2 separate regions of the Homo sapiens genome follow, and region 2 is linked to region 1. Evidence: chromatin contacts called from ENCODE Hi-C data. All regions are on one chromosome and are shown on one strand. The core of a region is the stretch at or near the end of the contact, and the rest is flanking DNA. Distances in the headings are between cores, read along the strand shown. Region 1 holds the start of MAPK4 (mitogen-activated protein kinase 4). Region 2 overlaps MAPK4 (mitogen-activated protein kinase 4).

Region 1 (7,124 bases), core at 1,229-3,728:
CAAAGTCATTGGCCCCGATGCCAACTCCTCCTGGGAACAGAAAGGGTGGGGTCAGGAATCTGTTTAATCACCTAAGTTGCTTCCCTCCTCTACCTAGATCTGAGTCAAAAACAGGTGCCATGGGAGACAAATTTAGCCAGCACAATATTTTTGAAAAGTATACCGAAATACCCTAAGCAAGGCAGACAGGGCACTTTTTTGCTCTGTGCAGCACCCCTTGCCCCCATATCCTCCAGGGCTACTGTAGATGTGGGCACCCCTGGCCTAGCTACCGAGTTACAGCTTCTGGTGTCTAGTCACAGGCAGTAAGGAAATGCTGGCTCATTTTTTTTTCCTCCCAGAAAAAAAGTCTTCAAACAGAATGACCTGGTGAACTTCCCAACTCCAGAATTCTGTGCAGTTATTTTCTAGTGACTGACACCGACTTCAGCCAGCTGTTTCTTTAGAAGTCTTCCCTATGGAGTAAAAATAAGAAATAACTTGTTTCCTGATAGCAGCAAGGAGAACAGAACACCACTTTACCTGACAGTGGAGAGCCCCAGACAGATACTCGCTTCCTGTTCATTCCCCTGCCATCGTACGGTAATGGGCACTGATATTAAACATGCATATTTCACAGTCTCTTGTCCCGCGATTTGGAGGATGGCCATTCACTATGTATGAACCACTCACTCATGCTCATCACACAGAGAAAATTACATTTTCCCAGTTGCCAAATGGAAGAGATAAATTATCTCACGTGGACAAGCACATTGCTCTCAAGAGCAGCTTCCAGACCTAAGATAAACAGATTAAAAAAAAAAAACAAAAACACGCTGGAGGGGGACTCTGAGCTTTCCAGGTGTTGATGGGGGTCAGTCTCTTCATTCGGACTCGCCAGATCCTCACTTTGCAGTTAGTGGGCTTAAAGTGGCGGGACATTTGCCCTTCTGTTTCTTTTGGATTAAATGAGCAGCCTTGGGGCCTCTTATTCTTCCTTCATAGAAGAGATGTTATAAAAATGAATAAATCAACACAAAACATTTCATATTTATGCCTACTTGCTGAATTGATACTACTTGTAATGAAAATCAAGGAAGCAAAATGTTAAAATGTTCTCTTTGGGGAAGACACATTGGAATGTCTTACCACAGATATACACACACTCGCTTGTTACACACTCCTTCCTTATCCCTAACTATTCTCTGAGGTTAATGAAGGTCCTGATAACTGCAGTCTCTAACTTAGCATATCATCCTAAACCTACTACCTGCACACATAGGAGTCGCAGCGCAACTATGTACTAATGGCAGCCAACACTCATTACCCTTCATACCACCATCACTGTGCAAACCCTTAGTGCATTTTCCAATATGATCCCACAATCCTTCATTTTTATGTTTTGCCCACGCTAAAATTCGACAGCGAATTCTTGCAACAATTATTAAGCGTCTGGAATTGTATTAGGGTCTGGGGGTAGAGGTGGGGGACGAAGCGGGAATAACTGCAGTACACAGCAGACCCTATGAAAGTGCCAAAACGCAGGTCTCACTCGGAAGGCTTTGGGAGTTGGGAGAGGAGAAGGCTCATGGGCAGCTAAAGCCACCAGTGACCTCATTATGCAATATTTAGGTTATCAGACTTTTCTATGCCTAGAAAAGCAGCGCCTCAACCATTCCAACGGGACGCACCGCGTTCAGTGACGACCCTCATCGGTGCCCACAGCTCTGGGCTCGCTGAAGGCACCACAGAAGCACCAGTTATTACCAGTGTTAGGGTCCAGTGGCTTCTTCTGTCCCTTTCCTCTGGATCCCAAAGTGTTGGTTCTCTTTTGTTAGTTTTATTCCGGTCATGCCAATGAGCACAGATTCACAGCCCAGGCGGCCCGCTCGGAATCCCAGGCCGGCTGGGGACCGGTGCACTTGGGCTCCGCGCCCCCTCGACCCTCGGCCCAGTGCCCCTTCCCGCGCGCGCGGGTCTCCCCGGTTCCAGAGCCCACCGGTCCCCGCCGGCTCCTTCTCCCCACCCACCCTCCCACCGGGCCCCCGGCGGCTGCAGCCGCGCGGGGCTGGCGGGGCGGCGACCGGGCTCAGGCAGATCCCCGCTTCCCGCCTTCTCGGCGCCCCCTCCCTCCCGGACGGAGCCCGAGGATCCCCCACCCACGGCGGGCGTGAGGAAGGGCTTCTGAGTGACTGGAGCTCTACCGCGTGTGCCCCGGGAAGGCCAGGCTACCCGGGACGGGGCTCGGCTCCCCAGGTGAGCTCGTCTCCGCGGGACTGGGTCCGGGAAGGCCCCAGGACCGCGCGGCTGAGCGGCCTGGAGGCTGCGGGAGGGCAGAGCAGGGCGCGCGGGAGACTGCCGCCCCCGGGCGCCCAGGGCCCGGCTCCCCAGCGCCACCGCCGCAGCAGGTGGGGGCCCAGTGGGCGGGGGCGGGGCCCGGCTCTGGGCGGAGCCGAGGCGGCGGCGGCGCAGGCTGGGGCCGGGGCCGGGGCGGGAGCCGGAGCCCGAGCTGGAGCAGCGAGCCGGGCTGTCGGGGCGACCGCGGGAGCTCGCCGTGCGCCGTGGCTGGGACCGGCCTGGCCGAGCGCGCCGGCGCCGCGGCCGCAGACAAAGGGCGGCTCGCGCCCGGGCCGCCACGCTCTCGGGCTCTGCCTCGGTAAGTGGCTCCCCTCCGCTGGCTTTCTCCTCCCGCCGCCTGCGCCTCTCGGAGTTCGGCGGGCTCCGGAGAAGCGGGGAAGAGATGAGACTTCCCCGCCCGCACTGCCTCCCCACCTTACCCTAACAATAAGCCCCCCAGGCCAAGCCACTGCCAAACTAGCGAGTTTCCGAGCGGCGGGGGTCTCCCGCGGGACCCGCCCGGCTGCCCTGGGTGAGCTCCTCGCCTGCAGACCGCGCGCCGGTGCTGTCCTGGACCCGTTTGGGATGGGAGGTTGCCGCTGGGCTCCTCGCGTTGTGTTTAGGGGAGGAGGACGCAGGGGCCGGGCGCCGCTAGGGGACCCCACCCCCGGGGACAGTCCGGAGCGCTTGGGGTCGCCGAGGGGCAGTTCACACTGCGAGTTCAGATTCGGATCGCAGTCCCGATTATCCTCCCCTCCAGCCTCTCCCTTTCTCGTTGAAGGGTTAATACAGCGTCCTCTCCCCTCGCCACCCGACAGAGGCGCCTACACTGGCGGTAGGTAGCCCCTGGGAGAGGGGGAGTGGGGGGACCCCGCCGCTTTCGCCGCTGGGCGACCCAGAGCCCCAGCCTGCCGGAGAGGGCAGCGGCTCGGGTTTGACATCCCAGCTGGGTCCCGGGCCGGCTCCCTGAGCCTCCTCCCGGGTTGCTCTCTATCAGGAAAGCAATCGGAAGTCAGGCCGGCTTTTGCTTTTGTTCTGCCAGCTACTCTACGGAATCGTAGGTGAAGCCGGGGTGGGCGGATGCCCCGGGAGGGGGCTGTGGCGGGAGTTCCAGGTGCGTCCCCGAAATGACCATTGGAGGCGGCGGCTGTTTCCCGCCCCTGGGTGGGGAATGGATTCCGATCGCTAATCGATACCCTGGAGCCAGCAGTGGGTCAGCAGCGTCCCGACAGAGCGCAGCGGCCGCGTACTGTCACGCGCCTCTCCAGCACTCTCGAAAGCACTACCTCGAGACGTGCATTTCCATTCATGGATCTGTGCCTGGGGGTTGATTAATGTCACCCCTGCCTGGGTTGAGGAGTGTCCACAACTGCTCAGTAGCCATTTACTGGGAGGTTACTGTGTGCAAGGCAGCTATCTTAAATAACCTTAATGTAAAATATACTTATTGAGCACCTACTATGTGAAAAGCAGGTATACTGCAGACTTTTCAATTGAATGGATATGTATTGAGCACCTACCCCGTGCGAAGGTGAAGCGTCATGACGTTCTCAATGTAACAGATATTTATTGAGTACCTACTATGTTCAAGATAGCTATGCTATGACCTTATTGTAATATGTATTTACTGAGCACCTACTAAATACTAAAGGCTTTTTTGCTGAAGGGTTGCCCAGTGTACTTTTGGGGTACGGATAGAAACAAGGGAGAGAAAATATAATATCTTCTGAACCTCGAGTCTTCAACTCCTTTAGTGACCTGCGTTTTAACCTTTCCAAACCGCTTGTGTGGTGTATGAAGGGCTAGTCTTCTACACTTGAGGGTACACTTCTATGCTTGAGGGTTTGTCAGACAGGAGCAGGGCTGAATAGTAAAAAGGCTTGCTCTGGAACCTCTTTCCAATTCAGTTTCCTTGCATTAGAAAAGTCAGCCTCTTTGCATAAAGCACCATGGAGTTATCACAGGGAATCAAAGGGCAATAAGGCAAAGCCCTAATGCTCAAAGGGACAGAGAATCCATGCTGGAGACAGACAAAAAGACACCTCCCTTTTAATGCTACTGTCATACCGTGCTTAAACAGCTATTGTGGGAATACTCAGTGCTTTAAACTAAATAACAAAGCAACCTTGGATCATCTGATCCAGAAGTTCTAGACAACTGACCTAACTCCTAGAATTCTGCTTTTGAGCAGTGAGGGATTAATTGTAATTTTTCTTCATGTCAGAAATTAATTGCATGTATTTTTCAATTACTAAAAAAAAGCAAACAAATAGAAATTAGTGATTTGTATTAATCCAGAACCTAATCTGCTTTAACTCAATTACTCCAGATGCGTGAATCTCCTGTTGGGTTGGTTGCAAGTTGACTCAAATTCGTTGTTTCACTTTTGCTGCAGGTTAAAAGTCTGCCTCTTACAAACCCTGGCTATATCACCCTCTTGTTTCTAACTAAACAAGATTTTCTCAAATAAACTTCATTCTGCATTTTGGCCAATAAAAAAAAAAAAAAAAAAGACACCTCCTAAACAAGGAAGGAACCAATAGGGGAAGGGAGAGGGAAGCATGAAGACAGGGCCAGCTGAACCTTCCAGCCCCTCACTCCAAACTGATACCAGTGATGTTGGGGTGAGAGAGTCTAAGTCCCATCATTGCCCATGGCTGGGGCCCTAGGACTGGAATTAAATAGTTTTCCTGCTAAGAGATTTGATGAATCTGTTACTCTGATAATCTTAGGATCTTGAGATGCACTGGAATATCCAGATTGGCGAGAAAATCATATCCATTAGCAAATATTTGAGTATTTACAATGCAATATAGGCATTTATCAGGGAAATGTAGTCTAAGACGTAGTCTTTGTCTTAAAGAACTCTGGTTCATGAGATAAACATGTAAAATGACAACTTGGGCAGCATATATGAAAAGCCAGGAGCAAATTCCTCCTGGAATTTGACATAAAAAATATTCTCACCACATGGAACTGTGGTTTTTCTCTTATCAGACATTGAGAACTCTCTACGTGCCTTGTATGTTTATCTTTTTGCCTTGGCCTCTAGAAATTCCTGGTAATGGCTTTATCCCAGCTTCTTGGTACAATGATTTTTTTCTCCCTAAATTATTTCTGAGACCTCTCTTTTAAATTCTTTATAAAAAACTATATTACAGGATTTTTGTTGTGAACTTGAAAGCCTCTCTGAAATCTTTTCTGTAAGTAAGCCCGTTATGAAAGATACATAGAAAATATGGTAAGTATTAGATGAATGTGCTCATAAGAAAAGGGGGAAAAACTATCCGGAATTTACAGAGAAAACAAACGGGCTTTGCAAGATGAAATAGGATTCAGATGGGCAAAGACAACTAACAAAGACTTTCCTCCCAAATTGAGGGAAATAGCGTTGGCAAAGGTGTCAAGGAAAACAAACCGAATTTAGAGTACTTTAGGTATTTGATAGATCTTCCTCTGGAATAGTTTCCATTCACTCAACACACGAGTGCTGCTGGAACATTTTACTGTGTCAAGGACTAGGCTAGGTGTCAGGTGGGGGGCATCACCCAGAACCAATTGAGGTTCAGCATGATCCCACAGCTGTCAAGGACCTTTGTCTCCTGTCCTGGCTGTGGGGTAGCACTGCCCTGCATCTCAGCCATTCTTTCAAGCATTCCTGGAGTTTTTTCACCTGAGCTGAACTTGACTGTAATCTTCTTCAAGGCCAAGAATGTGACTTTTTTTTCTCTCTGCATCCCTCCCTCCTTGCAGGTTCAGGCAGAAAGAGTCGGTAGGGTAGGTGACACTTATTTCAGTGACCTCTATTGCCCATTTCGTCACTCCTTCCTGGCCTCATCAGGGCCTGCTATGCTCTCTTCCTCTCCATCATTTTCAGCTGTTGAGAGCCTTTCACTGTATGCAAACTGGTCTCAGGGGAAAACCAATCTGTCATCGGTCACTTTCTCTTAAATATGAATGTAGGTCACTGTGTTCTCTCTTCCAGGGGTCTTTGCACTTTAAGCCTCATAATGGAATGAAAGGCTGTGTTCACCATGAGACAATGTCAGGCACAGACAAGTGGGTGTTGGAGGTAATTGGGGAGGCAAAGTGACTTTCTTGGTGCTCCTGAAACCACCACCCCCTCACATAGCCAGTCTTGGCAAGGGTCCTTGCAGTCCCATGATTCTTGAAAGTCTGGAGGCTTCATTGCTGTTTATCATGGTGCAGTGGTTGAAGTCAGGTAGTGGCTCTCTGTGAGCCACCTGTCAGCTTGGCCCTCATACATTCCACTCCAAAGTTTAAAGCTTTATCGTTTGCAGGGAGAATCCTTGCTTCCTTACCTATATGTGCCCATTATTTTAAGGCAGCTATTCTCAACCTGGGCACTATTGATGTTATGGGCCAGATAATTTTTTGTTATGGGGAGCTGTCCTGTGCATTACAGGGTGCTTAACAGCATCCCTGGCCTCTACCCCCTAGATGCCAGGAGCACTAAACACCAGCCTGCTCCCCAAGTTGTGACAACCCAAAATGTCTCCAGCCATTGCCAAGTATCCCCTGGGAAACAAAATCACTGCTGCTTGACAACCACTGTTCTAAGGGTTATTGGTTATTATGTATCATGCCATATAAGAGAGGCCTTATCTAATGTAATTCAATTCTTTTCAATAAAGAGGAACTATTACATGTGTAATTAACATGGCAGAACTTTTCATATAAGTAATTTCATAAATTAGAATAAATATCCTTTTTTTCAGACCTGATATCCTAATCTGGTTATTATATTAAGTTCATCTTTTGAAGCATAAAGCCTCAAATTCTTCTTT
Region 2 (7,124 bases), core at 2,381-4,880, 55 kb after region 1:
TTCTTCCCGTCATGAGCCCAATAACGTGCAACTTATCATGTTTTAAAAAATTAAGGTGGAGATATCAAGAGAACATTCAGAAGTTACTTGCTCATGGCTGCAGAAAATCTGCAACAGAGAAATCACCTTAGGAGCAGCCCTGGGTGCATCTTCACCAAATGAGTGAGCACAGCTGACCTTTTGCTAGAAGGTGTCGCTGAGCTCCTTATCTAGGCCCAGGCCAGAATGTAACCTTGCAGATAAGATCCCATGGGAGAGCTGCCCATCTCTCTGACAGTGGGAACATTGTTCCCTGGCCTCAGGGAAGGCTTCAGGGAGTCATTTAATGACGTAGCGTTTGATCTTCAGGGTTTGCAGAGAAAGATAAAATGGCCCAGAGGAAATGAAAACATTCCTCTGGAGTCACCTGCCCACGTCAGCAAGATGCAGGAACACTGGATTGAACAACTGAGAAGTACTCTGGTGCTTGCTGGATTCTTTGAGATGATCACACCATTGACATCACTTTCCCTGATCAGAATACTGACTCTTTATGCAGGAATGGGGCTGTTCTTTACATAGAGCCCTCAGGCACACTCCATAATCTTTAAAGATCGAAGTATGAGTTACATAAAACAAACCCCAGGAACCTGAAATGCATAGCTTGACAGAGTTTTCACATGTTTACACTATGTGACCAGATAAGGTCATAGACTATTTCTAGTACCCTAGAAGACTTCTTTAGGCTCCCTCCTAGGAAGCTCTCTTCACCCTCCCATTCTGACCTTAGATTAGTTTTGTCTGATCTTGAATTTTATATTTTATGGATTTTAGAAGAGAATACTCATTTATGTCTGGATCTTTTGCTGAATATTGTACAATTTCATTTTTACTGATGGAGAGACTGGATACAAGTTCAGAGAAGTGTTATGGCCTGAACAAGGTTTTACACCTGCAGTCCTATAATATTTTCCATTTCACAGCTAATTCGCTATAATCCATATATCCAGCCATGCATACCTCCATTCATCTAAACCTATCATAAGCAATGGCTTTGTGTCAGGGATAATTCTAGGTCTTGGACATATAGATATGAGTATGTCACCCCTACCCTCAGGGAGCTCCCAGTATAGCGGGAGAGAAAGATTTCAGGTGGATAATTAAACAGGACTTGTGAGGGCATAGAACAAGAGCTGTATATTTATGTGCATACTGAGAGGAGGAATCTGTGACTGGAGGGCTCATCATGGAAGGGATGACATTAGAGCAGAATTGCATTCTTGGACATTTTTCTTGTTTTTTCTTGCCAGCAGGGATGCAAATTCTAAGAAGACAGGATTGGGGTCATCTTCTGTGTACATCCTATAGCACCCTGCAGTCATGGAGCTAGCAGGAAATTATTGCTGAATTCACAGCCTACAACCTTTAAACATTGTGAAATGTCTTCTCTAAGGGCATGAGTAGTACACCTAGAATCTTCTAACTAGACAGAAAGCAGAAAGTGACAGGTTCCCATCTTGAGTGATTTGATTAGATACTTAGAAAGGCTATAAAGATCTTTGGCAAACAACAATGCCAGTTTCTGCAGAGTTCCTGGTGTGGAACCTTGTAGCCGGAGAAACATAAGGCCCTGGATGAATCTCTGAAAATCGTGTCTGCCAACTTGCTTCTCTAGGTGAAGCAAGTGAGAACTTTTACAAGACTTTTTTTCATCCTTACAGGACATTAGAAAACACATTGTGGCAAACACATCCTAAGGTGACTTGCAATGAATATAACCCCTTTATAGTAGCCCCCCTGTATAATCCTCTCCCTTGATCATGGCAGATCCTGTGCATCTAACCAATAGAATATGGCAAAAGTAATGGGGTGTCACTCCTATGATCATGTTATGTTATAGAAGACTCTGTCTTAGCAGACAGAAGAGAGTGTCTCTTGTTGGCTTTGAAAAAGCACACAGCCGTGTGTGAGAGGGCCTGTGAAGAGAGCCACATGGCGGGAAGCTGTGTGTGGCCTCTAAGACCTGAGTAGCCTCCAGCCAGTAGTCAGTAAGAAGCTGGGTCCCTAAATCCTACAGCTGCCAGGAAATAAATTCTGCCAACAACCTGAATGAGCTTGGATTCTTCCCCAGGCAAGCCTCCAGATGAGAATGCAGCCCATTTGACACTTTGATTGAAGCCTTGTGACCCCGGAGCAGAGGACCCAACTAAATTGTGTCTACACTCCTTACCCACAGAAACTGGGATATCATTAATATGTGTTGTTTTAAGCTGCTAAATTTATAGTGATTTGTTACAAAGCAATAGATAACTAATACATGCACGTATCTGCAAACACTGATTGTCTCAAAACAATCCTTGTGTGACACATAGTTCTACAGAGATTGTAAGTCTTATATACACCATACATAGGCTGTAGAATAATAACCAATGAATTATTTTTATGATTTGAAGTAGCATTTTACTTTTATACTATTGTGGGCTCTGACTTATCTAGGAAGTAAGCCAGGGCATTGCATTGTTTAGGACATAAGTTTAATTGCCCTAAGAGAGACCCTAAATCAGCCCCTTTTCTAACATTTGTAGAGCTCAGGACAAGAAGACAAATGAATGAAATACCATGTCTAAGTAATTAAAAGTTATAAATTGCTGTTTAATATATTCTATTCAACTATATTGACAATATATCTTTATAGTGACATGTGGAAAGCTATGGTCTTGATATCATTGAAAGTTGGCAAAATGTTAAAGGTAATAGAATTTATTATTATGCCTGTTGGGTATTCTGCTAATGGACAATGTTTGGATGAAACAATAACATATACATATAATTCATAAATTATATATACTATAGCAAATTTTCTTGCCTTCATTTCAGAATAATCCTTAATTAATGTTGCTTTATATAACTAGTGTTCAGTTGTCAGTAAGGACCTAAAAGACTAAAAAATTAAATGTGTGTCAAATTTGAATGAATTACTATCAAAATGTAAATTTAAACTAATAAATCAAAATTAAAACATTCTAAATTAATGTTTTTCAAAAATTTTAAACAGTATTTAAAATATCTAAATATCTAAAATTTAAGATCAAAACACATGAATAATACCAAATTTTAAATTTAAATTTAAATAAGGTTGAAATTGTTACTTAATTTTTAAAACACTTATTTGAATCATATTTTTATAAAAATAAAACCATTTTTAACTCTAGCTTTTCAAGTATATGTAGTTGCCAATATAAAGGATCAGTTTCACCTGTATCAAAATATCCCGTATACCTCATAAATATGTACACCTACTACATACCCACAAAAATTAAAAATTTTAAAAAATCAGTTTCACATGTCACACGTATTATCTCTAGACCTATCTAGATGTGTATATATTTAAAGGTTACGAATTGTTTAATATTGCAAACTATTCCATAACTTTCATATGTAACTCTTGTGGTTATCACACTACTTCAGTGGTACTGGTAGAATCAAGAATTGGAATATGAATAGAATCAAGAAAATGAGGATTCTTCCCTTCTGGGAAGCAATACTTCTTGGTTATTCAGGAATCTGTTACATTGCTGGTCTCTGAGGGAGGAGTTGTTGAGTCAATACTTAAGGGCTGGCACTGCTCAGATTCTCCCTGTACTCTGCGTCTGTCTCTGATGTTGGCGATGTCACAATCCCCAATCTTTCACAACATTTGGACACAGTAGCCTTTTGTTTTGAGGACTAGGGCAAGAGATGTGGAGAAATGTTTCCCTGAAGGCTGAACATTAGTCACATAAGTGGATGTTCAGGTGCCCACTCGCTCGTGCTGTGTCGGTGCCCAGCACTGGGTCCTGAGCCACTGGGTGCTCATGTGTTCTTTCATAATTGTGTTGGGGGGGGAGATCCAGGGCTTCCTGATGAAGGGATCCAGTGCACATGCCCTCTTCTGTCTAAGTTGTGGTGGAAGCTGCAGCCCCGAATATTAGTTGTTTAAACAATTCAGAAATTTACTTCCTTCTCATATAGCACTACAGGACAAGCAGTCCACCATGGCACAGCAGTTCCACAGCCTTGGGGACCCAGGCTCCTTCTATCTTGTTGTTCACTTTTCCTGAGATATTGTCCTCATGGGCATGGCTCAGAATGGCTCCCATTGTGCCTGCAGTTTAGCCAGAAGGAAGGAAAAAAGGATGAAAGGCAGGACATGCCCCTCTTTTTCCAGACCTGATCCTGCAGCTGCGCACATCAATTCTACACACATCCCGCTGGTCATAAACAGCTGAGAGATGGAGTTTTCCATGGGTGGCCTAGGGTCTAACTCAAAGTTATATTTCTGTGGAAGAAGAGGAGAACGCCATTTGGGTGACAACTGGTAATCTTTGCCACAGGTGTATTTTTTAAATATAAATTTGGGAGGGATAATGATAATTTAGATTCAAGGATACAAGGTTGCCCAAGTTCAGTTCTGCTTTTTCAGAACAACAGACAGATAGGAAAGAGCTTTGAATGGTTTTAAGCACATTGCAGGCCAGAGGCTACCTGAAAGGTGAAGCTGAGGTCCCTAACTCTTTCAAGATACCTTGGGGAAAAACTGGGTTCAAATCTACAACCAGCCACAAACTAGTAAGGTGACCGAGCCAGTTACAGTACTGCTCTCAGCTTCAGTTCTTCTTTTTCCATAAAATGAGGGATTTGGACTAAACTTCTGGTTTACAAACTGGGTTCCAGGGGACCTTAGGATTCCTCAGTGTCACTTCAGGTGTCGGGGACTGGCTTTGAACACTTCTTCCCTGTGTATTTATTTGCCAAAGAAACTCCATTTTGATTGGGTATATGTCTTAAGGGTCTGTGTAAATCTTCCTTTGGGGGGATAAAAGGGTGGGGCTTCTAATGCTACAAAGAAAGTTGAAAGATGCCTGGACAGTGTGATACCTAGTGGAGGCAGCTTGGCATCACGTCGGATTGCCTGGATTGAAATCCCAGCTCTGCTGCCTAGCTTCTGTGGCACCTCAGGCTGAAGTACTCAACTCTCCTCAGCCTCTGGAATGGGATTTCCTCATCCATAAAATATGGTCATTGTTATTTACTTCTCAGGATTGTCCTGAGGCTTAAATGAAATAATATATTTAAGAGGGCTTGTATTAGGGTTCTCTAAAGGGACAAAACTAATAGGATAGATAAATATATGAGGGGGAGTTTATTAAGGAGTATTGACTCACACGATCACAAGGTGAAGTCCCAGAATAGACCATCTGCAGGCTAAGGAGCCAGAAAGCCAGTCCCAGTCCCAAAACCTCAGAAATAGAGAAGCCAACAGTGTAACCTTCGGTCTGTGGCCAAAGGCCTGAGAGCCCCTGGCAGGTCACTGGTGTAAGTCCAAGAGTCCAACAGCTGAAGAACCTGGAGTCTGATGTTCAAGGGCAGGAAGCATCCAACATGGGAGAAAGATGAAGACCAGAACACTCAGCAAGTCTGCTCTTTTCATTCCTGCTTTTATGCTGTCAGCTGATTAGATGGTGCCACCCAGACTGACGGTTCTGCCTTTCCCGGTTCCCTGACTCAAATGTTAATCTCGTCTGGCAACACCCTCATAGACATACCCAGAAACAATACTTTGTATCCTTCAATCCAATCAAGTTGACACAGTATTAACCATCACAAGGCTTAACACATGTCCTGGCATAAAGGACATGTTGAATAAATGGCAATGACTGTTATCATTACCACCACCATCAACTTTATCTCTAAGGCTCCAGCTTTTGGCTGTAAGGCTTTATGTTTCTTTGAACTATTGTGCAAGATGGAGGACCCTTTGATGAGGGAATAATTATTACTGGATTTTTCCCTTTGCTCTTGGATTTTTGCAGGTTTTCTCAAAATAAGGCATAGTAGAGCCAGCCCATTGCAGGTAAAACAATTTGAACAGAAGACATCGGGACATCGGGGTCTGTAATTTCAAAGGCATTATTGAAACAACTTTTTTCTTAACAGAGGAAACAAAATTAATCTTTTAAATCAAGGAGGAAAATTATTTAATTTTAATGCTGCACATGGCAGGAAAATAAAGTGCAAAGTTTACAGCACTTTATTTCCTTCTTACCAGGAAGGAAGAAGGAAAACCCCATGGTATTATGTTTTGTCAAACATGACTTTCCAGGGACTAAACCAGACTTTGATTTTAGACCCCTGTTCATTCTAGTTTGGTAAACCCTTGACAAATTCCAGTCTGTTCCACCCACAGGAGAGGGTCATGTTACCATCTCAGCTGCAGAGCCGATGAGGTGGTTGTACCGACCTGTAGGATCCCAGAGCTGAGAGCTGGAGATCATTGATTATAACTCTCTTCATGGGCCAATCAGGTGTTATATGAAGAATCAAATGAGAGAAATGTGACAGGCTTCTGATCCTCCCACTCATGATTTAAAATCTTCTCTAGAACATTCCTGTTACAGCTTTACTACTACTTGTAAGAAGACCTTAAGCCACCCCTCTTCCATCTCATTTTCTATCTCTGTGACTGTTCTTGCTTATAAAAGTCTTCAGCCTGAGCACTGAATTGATGCTCAGAGTTTATCTAAAGCCAGAATCTTCTCCATGTTGTTCTTGACAAATGGTCAGTTCTTCTTCTTGAACATGTCCCATGACAGGGAACTCACTGCTTTATTAGGAATCAGCCATTCTTTTGGAGGAGAGCTCCAACTTATTTGAAAACTTTCTTCTTTTGCCCTAAAACTGGTTTTCTAATATATATCTATCATATGTGTATGTATACACTTAGCCTTTTTTAACCGTCTGGATCAAGCCTACATAAAGTTTAGCCCCCTTCCCCAGGCTGCCTGGCAAATACTTGAAGCTAACCTACCTCCATCTCCAGGCTTAACCTACTGAGCTCTCCCATCATCTCTGATCCCTCATGATAGGTGATCCCTCACCTATCTGCTCATCGACCTCTGGGCTTCCCTGGTATTGTTGAAAGCGTGCTTGTTAAAGTCAGTTCACCCAAACTAGTTACTACGCCCTGTACCTGTTTTTCCATTTCTCCCCATTTTGCTTGTAAAGCTCTACTTGATACCCCCAAATAATAGTTTGATTAATGTTGGAGAAAAGAGGAAGAATATATACAGGCTAAGTTCTATGTCTCTTCATACATTTCTGTATCA

Evidence for each region. A loop is a pair of places that touch in the nucleus more often than their neighbours do. Pooled maps may share reads with other maps.
Region 2: a map of gastrocnemius medialis shows a loop between it and region 1 (2.3-fold over the local background). The contact joins the enhancer-like site here to the promoter of MAPK4 in region 1. A Hi-C loop is called at or near these places in 3 of 168 maps with a recorded cell type or tissue (ascending aorta, gastrocnemius medialis and transverse colon) and 2 of 50 pooled maps.

The regions. Positions count from the first base shown.
Region 1 is chr18:50,557,609-50,564,732 of GRCh38, forward strand. It overlaps MAPK4 (mitogen-activated protein kinase 4), which reads left to right and starts at 2,479. Exons shown (of 6, transcript NM_002747.4): 1 at 2,479-2,635.
Region 2 is chr18:50,611,346-50,618,469 of GRCh38, forward strand. The region is part of intron 1 of MAPK4 (mitogen-activated protein kinase 4); the gene reads left to right. Among named protein-coding and RNA genes, the nearest start is that of MAPK4, 55 kb to the left of the region's middle. Within about 2 kb of position 3,631, at least 4 of the 41 ENCODE cell types and tissues checked have a DNase peak (open chromatin) inside an H3K27ac peak, as active enhancers do; they include gastrocnemius medialis, where a contact is called at or near this core.